Regions from separate parts of the Homo sapiens genome. Here region 1 is linked to region 2. The links are chromatin contacts, found by Hi-C in ENCODE. All regions are on one chromosome and are shown on one strand. The core of a region is the stretch at or near the end of the contact, and the rest is flanking DNA. Distances in the headings are between cores, read along the strand shown.

Evidence for each region. A loop is a pair of places that touch in the nucleus more often than their neighbours do. Pooled maps may share reads with other maps.
Region 1: a pooled map shows a loop between it and region 2 (9-fold over the local background). The contact joins the promoter of CXCR4 here to the promoter of SPOPL in region 2. A Hi-C loop is called at or near these places in 6 of 50 pooled maps.

What each region holds. Positions count from the first base shown.
Region 1 is chr2:136,114,264-136,119,997 of GRCh38, forward strand. CXCR4 (C-X-C motif chemokine receptor 4) reads right to left here and starts at 3,886. Exons shown (of 2, transcript NM_003467.3): 1 at 3,783-3,886; 2 at 86-1,649. The coding sequence starts at 3,797. The coding sequence ends at 606. RefSeq lists a silencer at 2,508-2,677 and an enhancer at 2,808-2,877.
Region 2 is chr2:138,499,956-138,505,258 of GRCh38, forward strand. SPOPL (speckle type BTB/POZ protein like) reads left to right here and starts at 1,815. Exons shown (of 11, transcript NM_001001664.3): 1 at 1,815-2,164. SPOPL-DT (SPOPL divergent transcript) reads right to left here and starts at 1,740. Exons shown (of 2, transcript NR_187149.1): 1 at 1,364-1,740; 2 at 1-925. RefSeq lists silencers at 1,711-2,250, 2,451-2,500.

The DNA of each region.
Region 1 (5,734 bases), core at 2,636-5,135, 2.4 Mb before region 2:
ATAGTGCTTTGCATACCATAAATGTATTACTTTTGTCTTCTACTAGCCAAAAGAATGTCAACAGAAATCAGAACATAACACTAAGTAAGTTTAACATGTACTTTTATTAACAACTTAATACAAGACTGTACACTGTAGGTGCTGAAATCAACCCACTCCTGAAAACTGAAAAACCAGCATTTCTATACCACTTTGGGCTTTGGTTATAAGTGCCATCTTCTACAGCAAAATCACGTCTTAAGAACAGGAAAAACGTTCCACGGGAATGGAGAGATTATCTATGCATAAACAGCTGGGGATCATTTCTAGCTTTACGTGATTCACTACACGCTCTGGAATGTTCAGTTCCCTTTTCTACAGTCCTACCACGAGACATACAGCAACTAAGAACTTGGCCACAGGTCCTGCCTAGACACACATCAATATGAAACAAAAAAAATTTATATAAATAAGTCAATTAAACTTCACAAAAACTAAAGAAACACAAGACAAAAATCCAACAAGCAATAAAAACTGTACAATATTGGTCAGTCTTTTATATCTGAAAAATGTGTAACTTAAAAAAAAGTTATTTATCGTATAAAAAAAAGTCTTTTACATCTGTGTTAGCTGGAGTGAAAACTTGAAGACTCAGACTCAGTGGAAACAGATGAATGTCCACCTCGCTTTCCTTTGGAGAGGATCTTGAGGCTGGACCCTCTGCTCACAGAGGTGAGTGCGTGCTGGGCAGAGGTTTTAAATTTGGCTCCAAGGAAAGCATAGAGGATGGGGTTCAGACAACAGTGGAAGAAAGCTAGGGCCTCGGTGATGGAAATCCACTTGTGCACAGTGTTCTCAAACTCACACCCTTGCTTGATGATTTCCAGGAGGATGAAGGAGTCGATGCTGATCCCAATGTAGTAAGGCAGCCAACAGGCGAAGAAAGCCAGGATGAGGATGACTGTGGTCTTGAGGGCCTTGCGCTTCTGGTGGCCCTTGGAGTGTGACAGCTTGGAGATGATAATGCAATAGCAGGACAGGATGACAATACCAGGCAGGATAAGGCCAACCATGATGTGCTGAAACTGGAACACAACCACCCACAAGTCATTGGGGTAGAAGCGGTCACAGATATATCTGTCATCTGCCTCACTGACGTTGGCAAAGATGAAGTCGGGAATAGTCAGCAGGAGGGCAGGGATCCAGACGCCAACATAGACCACCTTTTCAGCCAACAGCTTCCTTGGCCTCTGACTGTTGGTGGCGTGGACGATGGCCAGGTAGCGGTCCAGACTGATGAAGGCCAGGATGAGGACACTGCTGTAGAGGTTGACTGTGTAGATGACATGGACTGCCTTGCATAGGAAGTTCCCAAAGTACCAGTTTGCCACGGCATCAACTGCCCAGAAGGGAAGCGTGATGACAAAGAGGAGGTCGGCCACTGACAGGTGCAGCCTGTACTTGTCCGTCATGCTTCTCAGTTTCTTCTGGTAACCCATGACCAGGATGACCAATCCATTGCCCACAATGCCAGTTAAGAAGATGATGGAGTAGATGGTGGGCAGGAAGATTTTATTGAAATTAGCATTTTCTTCACGGAAACAGGGTTCCTTCATGGAGTCATAGTCCCCTGAGCCCATTTCCTCGGTGTAGTTATCTGAAGTGTATATCTGCAAAAGAGGCAAAGGAATGGACATTCACTTCCAATTCAGCAAGCATTAACCCAGTTAAAAAAAATTTTTAAAGCAATTTAAAAAACCAATTCAGGCTTGCTTTCTTCAGGAAATTCTGAAGTAGTGGGCTAAGGGCACAAGAGAATTAATGTAGAATCCTACAACTCTCCTCCCCATCTTTTCCCATAGTGACTTCATTATATCCTTCTTTGGTAGAACCAATTACAAAATTCTTTGTTTAGAACAAAAGGGCACTGAGACGCTGAGGGTTTCAAAGTCACATCTTGGCTAACTCCTCTGCCCCGCCCACTAGAGGGAAGAAAAAAAACCTTCCTTAGGAGGAAAAAAAAAATACACACAAAGAGGCCACTCCCAGGCGGCGTGGGGGGTGGGGTGGGTGCTGCTAGGAGGGGCAGTGATTAACTTTTTGTAAGAAGTTTTTCGCCCAGGGAGGGAAGAGGGGAGAAGGGAGGATCACGGGGGGAGGGCGGGGGCGTTGCAAAGACTCATTCTCCTAAAGCGCAAAAACTTAATTTTCCCACGCCTGCCTAAATACAAACCATTCTGGGCTTCAAGCAACTTGTAGTGGGTAAAGAGAATGCGGTCTTAAAACGAAGGCCCTTCGGTGCTTGGGGTATATTGGGCGGGAGTGTCAGAAAATGAACAAACGGCACCTCCTCCCCCAAGCGGGCGCTCCTCCGGTGTGTGGGTCTCTTGCCATCCTCGTGTTTATCACTTGGCGCGTTTGGGACGTTAGGGAGCGGGGCATTTTCCTGGGTGGAGAAGGTAACGGGGTCTGCACCCGTGGTCCTCGCCCCAAGTTTCATTTCCTCACTCTCCCGGGTGGCTTCCCATTACCCCGCCACTGATCCAGTTAACCCGGCCGGAGGTGGGCAGCTGGAAGCCTCCAGGCGGTGGGCACGCGGGGGGCCGGGTCGTCCAGCCCCGGGCCGCCGCGGCTGCCCACTACACCCACGCCAACCGCCCGCAAGCAGCGCTGCAGGGGCTCCGCTGGGCGACACGCCAGGCTCTGTCCCACAGGGTGCTGGGGAGCGACTGGGCGGCTCCGCCGCGAGCGTCTTTGAATTGCGCGCCGCTGCAGGAAACCAAAAACTCCCTAGCAAGAGGGTTTCAAAAGGTTTCTGGAAACCACCGACGGTTAAACATCACAACTGGACTCGGAGAGAGCCAAACGGTTTCCCCACTTGCACCTGCCAGTCTTCGCGGCGGCGACCTGGCAGCCCAGGTGCGGTCTTAACCGCCCCCGCCCCTCACCCCGTACCCGCTCCTATCCCCGGAGCGCAAATCTCAGGGCTGGCAGCTGCGCGGTGTCAAAGGGGAGGTCAAACCACTCCGCTGACCTCTGCACGACCCCAAACTCTCGAACTGCAGGACCCACTCGCGGCCGTGGGGAAGAGGCGCGCTTCGGACGGCGGGAAGGTTTTCCCCCTCAAACCCAAAGCGCGCGGGCGGATCAACTCCTAGCTGCTGCCACCACTCGATCCCCTCAGAGGATCGGCGCGGTGGGTCCACCCGCCTCTCCCGCCCTCTGCCTACTGTGCTGGGAGACTGGCACAGCTCCGTCGGCCGCACAGAGTTTAACAAACACGCACCCAGTGTCAAGAACAGTCACCAGGCGCTTAACCCCGAAGTTAAAGCGGGCGCAATCTCCTCCTGGGAACTCAGCCCAGGCACGCCGCCCTCCGCCTCTAAATTCAGACAATGTAACTCGCTCCAAGACATCCCCGCTTCCCCAAGGAAGAGACCGGTGGTCTGAGTCCCGAGGCAGCGCGCACGCCTTCTCTGCACTTGTGCACAGAATGTTCTTACGTTTGCAAACAGCGTGCAAGCCGCCGCGCGCGGCGGGACTCAAGGGGGAGACACATGCAGCCACTGGAACGCTCTTTCCAGTCGTTTCTCCTCGACTCACAGAGAAAAAGATTCCAATCCTGCTCCCCCCCCACCCACCCGCACTATATAGGCATGGTCAAGAAAACTCCTTTCGGTGACCCTTTTTTGGAGTACGGGTACCTCCAATGTCCTGGCCGCTTCTGCCCGCTCGGAGAGGGGCTGCGCTCTAAGTTCAAACGTTTGTACATTTATGACAAAGCAGGTTGAAACTGGACTTACACTGATCCCCTCCATGGTAACCGCTGGTTCTCCAGATGCGGTGGCTACTGGAGCACTCAGGCCCTCGGCGTCACTTTGCTACCTGCTGCCGCAGCCAACAAACTGAAGTTTCTGGCCGCGGCCGGACTTTTATAAAAACACGCTCCGAGCGCGGCGCATGCGCCGCTGGGGCGGGGAGGGAGAAGGCGGGGTGGGGGAGAGGGGCAGACGCGAGGAAGGAGGGCGCAGGGGCGGGGCGGAGAGGTGCGCGGCTTGGGAAGCCCAGGGGACCCTGCTGTTTGCGGGTGGTCGGTAGTGAGTCCGGAGCCGGACAGGACCTCCCAGAGGCATTTCCTAAGTTTGAGGGAAGCGGGATGCGCCTGAAGACAGGTGGGAAGCGCGGGCTAGGAACGCGTCTCTCTGTGGCGCGTCCATCCTTGCTAAAGTGGATGGAATTCCAGACCTGGGAATGCTACAGTAGAGACACTGAGGCCCAGGGAAGGGGAGTGACTTGCTGGAGTAACCCAACCAGTAGGCGGCAATGCTGGAAGTAGGGCCAAGCTTCCAACGCCATTCCCCGCGCTTTCAGCAGACGCAGCCCATTCAGGAGGTAAAAGGAGTAAAGATCCTTCCTTCGGAGGATGTAGCTATACTTGCACATTCACAGCATCACTAGGGTCAGGTGCAGATAATTAGGAGATACTTTCAGAAGAAGGTAGGATTTGGCATAATTCTGGAGACTGATCAGATGTAGATATGTATTGCTCAGTAATTTCATAATAGCGGTAACCAATTCGCGAATAGTGCTTTATTATCCTAAAAGTATGCTTTATTATAAGAGTAATTTAGCGACCAGTACTTTTTGTAACAGATCACTAGGAACTTGCACAGAATCACTCATTCATTCTCACAACACCGTGTGGGTATTACCATCACAGAGATGCATTTAGTCCGATATTTATAGAAGGACGAACTGCGTGCCACGCACTGTTCTAGGCGTTGGGGATCCAGCGTGAACCAGACAAGGCCCGCATTCGGAGAAACCAGCAAATAAGCCCGGAGAGATGAAATGCCAGGGATGGGCAGGGATTCCAAGCCGGGCTTGAACCCAGGTCTTCGGTCCCCATACTCGGCGTCTTCCACGATTTTGAGCAGAGGACAAGCTTTGGCACGAATCAGAAATTAGGTTGAAGAACTGGGCGGGGCGGAGTGGGGGTGGGGGTCAGACGTTTAAAGCGATCTCAGACTGGCTGAGGTTTGCAGTGGGCGCGCAGACAGTGCTTTCCCCCTCGCGCCACTTCCCTCCGGCGCGGAGACTGGGTGGGGCGGGGGAGCGAGTGTGGGGCGGGGCCGAGAAACTGCGTCCGCAGGCGGGGTGGCCGCTGCGGAGATAGCTGGGACCGAGGCGCGTGCGTCGCGACACGGACCCCAGAGGCCCCCACCCCGAAATGGTCCCGAGGAGAGGGATTGCCCAGACTGCACTCTACACACGATCCCTCTTTTCTATATCAAAAGAGGAAACATTTCAGTCTGGAGTGTTCCAGAGGTAGTTCGGAGGCAGGGAACCTTTTCTCTACAGAGCATGACTTTCCCCCTTTGTCTGGGACCCCTCCCTAATGTTGGTGGTTAAAGGTTCTCATCTACTCTGCACTTTCACTGACACAGGAAAGATGATATCCGGGCCGGGAGATGGGACTCTCAGAAACGAACGAGTTAGGACACACACTAATGGCCAGATAAAATCAATTCTAATATTACATTTGTAGAATTAAAAAAAAAAAAAGAAACTCCAGGTTCTTGGAGGGTGGTGGCTGGAAGAGGTTTCGGAAGCTCCACGCCCCTTCTCACAGGCCTTGCATTACGTATCTCTTCATCTGTATCCTTTATAATATCCTTTATAATAAACGATAACGGTAAGAAATAAAAATGAAAATAAAACCGTAAAAACACTTTTACTTTTTTCGAATCTTTAA
Region 2 (5,303 bases), core at 565-3,064:
TGAATTTTATGGTTACATTGCTAATTTTATCTTTATCTGAAAACCTTTGGCACAGATTTTGTCTTAAAGCACGTTTTGTCTTAAATAAGTCAACAGGATTGCTAACGTAAGGTCAGGTGCTAATCCCAGCATTTTGGGAGGCAGAAGTGGGAGGATCACTTGAGGCCAGGAGTTTGAGCCCAGCCTGGGCAATATGGTGAGACTCTGTTTCTACTAAAAATACAAAAATTAGCCGGGCTCACGCCTGTAGTCCCAGATACTTGGTGGCTGAGGCACAGAATTGCTTGAATCTGGGAGGTGACCCAGGATCGCGCCACTGCACTCCAGCCTGGCGTACAAAGCGAGATCCTGTCTCAAACAAACAAAAAGAAAAAAGAAATAAAAAAGACAGCTAATGTAGTATTAATTTGAAATGAGGGGGATCTGCCTGTCCAGTATTCAAATCCCAGTAACCTCTGGATGAATTACTTGCCATTTCTAGTTCTTGTCGCTTAATTTTAAGATGGAAATTTCTACGTTGAAGTTTTAGAGAGGTTGTTGAGAGAACAGAGACGATACAAGTCCATGCTTAGAATACTCAGTACATAGCAAAATAATAAATATTTTCCCTCTGCCCTCTCTCTTTTCTTGGAAAGCCAGGTAAGCAATGAGAAGTTGGTTTATGGCCAGGTGTGGTGGTTCACGCCTGCAAATCCCAGCACTTTGGGAGACCAAGGTGGGAGGATCCCTTGAGCTCAGGAGTTCGAGATCTGCTTGGGCCACATAGCAAGACCTCGTCTCCACAAAAAATTAAGATTACCTGGGCGTGGCACATTCCTGTAGTCCCAGCTACGGGAGGCTGAGTTGGGAGGATCACTTTAGCCTAGGAGGTCGAGGCTGCAGTGAGCTGTGATGGCACCACTGCACTCCAGCCTGGGTGACAGCCCTGTCAAAAACAAAACAAAACAAAAATTGCTGACGTATGCACAGTTAAAGCAAAAAGAGTTGGGATCCTTGAATGACGTTCATGTCTGTTCTGGCAAAGCCGGGATTGTTGGTCCCCCAAACTTCTTTAAAGAAGTTTACTCCTGGTAGCTCGATTAAGTATCTTTGTCCCATGGCCGTGGGGAATAAAAAGTTCAGTTGTCACCCCCTTTTTAAACTAAATGTCCGAAGAGACAAGGCAATCCCATCCTCTCTTCACACATTTGTGCAGGTGCAGCTTTATTTCCCACCGTGCGGTCCCAGGAGGCCGCCTGGTCTTCTGCGCTCACTTCCTAGGCATCCCTGGCCGCCCCTCGGCAGCCTCTCCTTCTGGCCTGAGACTTCCAGCTGAGCCTCATCCCCTCCACCTGAAAACTGCTCCATGGGGCACTTCATCTACCTGGAAAGTTCTCGATTTCCAACTGGAGCCTGTATACTGCTGGTTGTGTCTCAGCAGTTATTACAGCTCTGGGCTTACAACGGGAGCTTAGCAAAAGTTCCACCCTGGCTTCCTAGACTGCTACAGCTCCAAGAAAAATCCTGTGCGCACAAACGGCCGCCGCCTTTGGCGTCTCCCGCGGATTAGACCAGTTAGGAGGTCTCAGTAGGCTTTTAGGCAGGACAAGTTTTACGCCTGGCCAAATAAGGGTCAGACTAAGCAAGGCGCCTCCGTGCGCCTAGCCAGAGCGGTGCCGGCTGCGGAACCTGCCCCGCCGGGAGCCTAGTGCCATGCAGCAGCGGCGGCGGTGGCGGCTTCCCAAGCGCGGCGGCAAATCCGGGCCCGCCCGGAAGTGCCCGGCGCTGTAGGAGGGAGCAAGGGCCCAGGAGCCGCCGCCGCCGCCGCCGCGCGCACGCGCCCTCGCGGGCTGGAGCCGGGGCTGGAGTCGTAACTCGGAAGCCGGAGCCCAGACGGGCCCGCGGCGGGGGGGTGGGGGCTGCGCGGGGGCGGGAGTGGCGGAGGTGGCCGCCCCTGGCGGCGGGTTTGTTTATCCCGGGGAAGAAGTTTAGGAGCGGGAGATAGGGAAGGAGGGCGGGTCGGGGAGGAGGGATGCGGTTCGGCGGAGGCGGCCGCCACAGGGACTTGCCGCCATCACCCCTGCTGCCACCACCGCAGCCTCGGGCTCCCAGGGCGGACACGGCCACCGCCTCAGCGGGAGAGGAGTCTCCACCAGGACTGACCGCTGCCGCCCAGCACGTCCAGGTAGGCGCCCCTTCCCCTCCCCCCAGTCCCCGCGGCAGCCCCAGGCGCTTGCTCCCCTCCCCCGGCTCTCCGTAGACCGGCGGCCTCCTGCTCGCGCCTCACTGCGCCCTCTGCTCTCTGGGTCCCGGACCCCTGCTCGGGCGGCGAGCTCCGGCCTGCTCTGGGGACTACCTCCCACGCCCCCGGACCGCCCTTCCCTCGCGCGGCGGCACCACTTTCCCCGGGGTTGCCCCCAATCCCTCCTTGATTTCCCAGCCTCCACCTTCCAGGATCCCCTTTAGTTTTACCCCCGGGCCTCGCCCCTTCTTTTCCTCTGGCTTCTCTCCTCCTCTATACCTGTATACCTCCACACCTGCCCCTTTTTACCTGAGTGCTGCCCAAAGGCAGAAACTGCATGCTCTGCCACCGCGCAGCGTCCACTTTCATACCTCCTCATCCCAAATACAGACACTTGAAACTCTCGTCCCTGTTAGCCCATTTTAGGCAGAGTTCTCAGCTTCGCAGACCGCTCACTACCTCCAGTCCGGTGGTCATGCCTTTAACCTCTCTTTAACCTGCTTTCTAATACATTTTTGCTCACTTATACCAGAGTACATCAAGCTAACCGCGCGGTTCGGGGTCCAAGTCTTCAAAGAGCCCACTTGTATTCCTGCTGCTCTCCTTTTTCCTAATTCTTTTTGAGTCAATGTATTTGTATATTGATTCAACATAAAAGAAAAGGGAAGGTAGCATTTTCTCTCTCAAAGCAGTCACACAACCCAGTAGAAATAAGATTCACCATCTGCTTATCCTAACTTTCGCTTGTCTCTTTCCTGACTGAACTCTGTCATTCAGTGATTCTTTCCAGGCTTCTGATGCTTTGTCTATTTTTGAATAATCTTGGGCCTAGTTTGACCCATTGTGGTACTCACTTTCCCACTTGCAATTGAATCCACTGTTTCTTGGACTAGAAACTGACAGAGGTAAAAGGTTCATACCTTGAAAAATTACATCTCTCCTGCCACGATGAGATTGGTGGAATATTTCAAATTACCATTTCATCATTCTTGTGAGAAATGTTGCCTAGTGGTTAAGAACTCTTCTCTAGAGCTCAGACTAGTATATAGTTGCCAGGGTGTAAACCCTTGCTCTGCCATCTACCAGCTTTGGCTTTGGGGAAGTTACTTAATATTTCTTCGCCTCAGTATACTTACAGCTGTAAAATGGGGTTATGATATGACATCACAGGATGGTGCTAGTAATTGCACAAGTAAATACAAGTAAAGTACTTAAAACAGTACCTGGCACAGGGCAAATATCTGATAAATGCTATCATCACTTCTTGGTTTGACTTGATCTGGCTTGTGGGTAGATTAATTCTAAGACAGGAAGGTGGGAATGGAAAGCTACTTTCTTATTCTTTGACATTTAACAACCTTTTTTGATATAGATAGCATGTATAATTTGTTATTGTATAAATTAATTCCTTCTGATTTGAAAACTACAGGGTTTTAGCCCACCATTTTCAAGGCAGCTAACTACCAAGCTACAGATAGGTCAGTCCTTATTTCAGATGTCTATTTGGAACTTCTACAATTTTACCTTTGTTTTGAGAATAAACAAAGTGAAAGTACTGTGTATAACAGATTCATCATACTGGAAAATGAGATTTTACAGATAAAAGTTTTAGTACTGTAAGTTAAATACTCAAAACTGGTGGTATTCTTCATACTCATCTGACCTTTATCTTCAATCACTACTCGAGATAGAGCTTTGGCTTGTCTTCCTTCAGAAGACTGGTGGCCGTTTTCTCTTAATGTGTTATGTTCATTCATATTCACATGTCTTCTTGGCTTGGTGTTTACAGAATTTTACTCACTTTAAAAAATGCTGACAGTTTTTGCCGTATTTGCTTACCTCTTGTGCACTGTTGCTTACTTATTACATTTTTAAAGGACTCACATTAAAAGATCTGAATAGATATTACTTTTGTGTTGTTTTAAATAGTAAAAGTTTGAAATCACTATTTGCTGTCCTAATTACATGTAAAAATATGTACATATGTAACTATCAAAATAAAAATGTTTTTCCATTTATAGTTTAAAATCATTCTTGTGCCACCATGGAACATGTTCCATACTTGGGGGTGACACTGTTTTTGGTAATGCTGTTCCCTGACCTAGAATAACCTTTGCTCTTTCTCCTGTATATCCAGGTTCTACCTGATTTTCATCTCTCACTGCTTCCACATAGTTCCTTCCAACATTTAGTTTCTTGGCTTTCCTAATGTCTATATCTGCATTTTTGGCCATGAATTTATATAAACAGGGCAGGTTGAAGAAAAATAACTCCCCTAGAATCAGACTTTTAAAGCTTATAGAACTTTGAAAGGGTGGGATAAAATTGACATTTAACATCTACTCTATGCCTGGCACTGTTTCTTAGTTTTGTAAATATTCTTTCCAAAAATATTTAATGAGCATCTACCATGTGCCAGGCATTGGGGATACATGAGAGTGGCCCTTCTCAACCATGTTTCTGGGTGAAAATCAAACCCTAATGCTCTGAGGCATCTAAGCTATGTAATGAATTATCTCATCTCCTGTGCACCTAGAATAGTACTAGCTACGTACCGTTCTTGAGAGAACTAAAGCAGTAGTTACTCCAGTTTTTGTAGGGCTTAATTTCTGCAGAGCCCTAGTTGAGAAAAGCTCCTGTACAGAGAAGAGTAATATGCAGTCTCTGCTTTTTTGTAATTTTATTCTGATGTGGCACTGACAGGCAGTTTATATATATTAACTTATTTAAACCCATAATAATTCTTTAATAAGACTTTTTTATTCCTATTTTACAAATGAGGAACTTGAGAAACAGATTACTTAACTTCTGCAAAATCAGACAGTTGAGAAAGTTTTGCAGCCAGGCAACATAGTTCTCATCTATTACTCTTTTGCCTCTCACACCTTTCACTTCCTTGTTGATTTACTTTAGAGAAGACTCACTTCCTTGTTGATTAGAGAAAATTCTTCACCTTTCTGAATATCTTATTTATTTATTTTTTATAAATTTAAGCTTCACAGCAGAGTTTCCTTCTCTTTTCATGTTGTTTAGTGAAGAAAGTAAAGGAGATGTAACTCTTTTAAAGTACTTCATCAAAAGT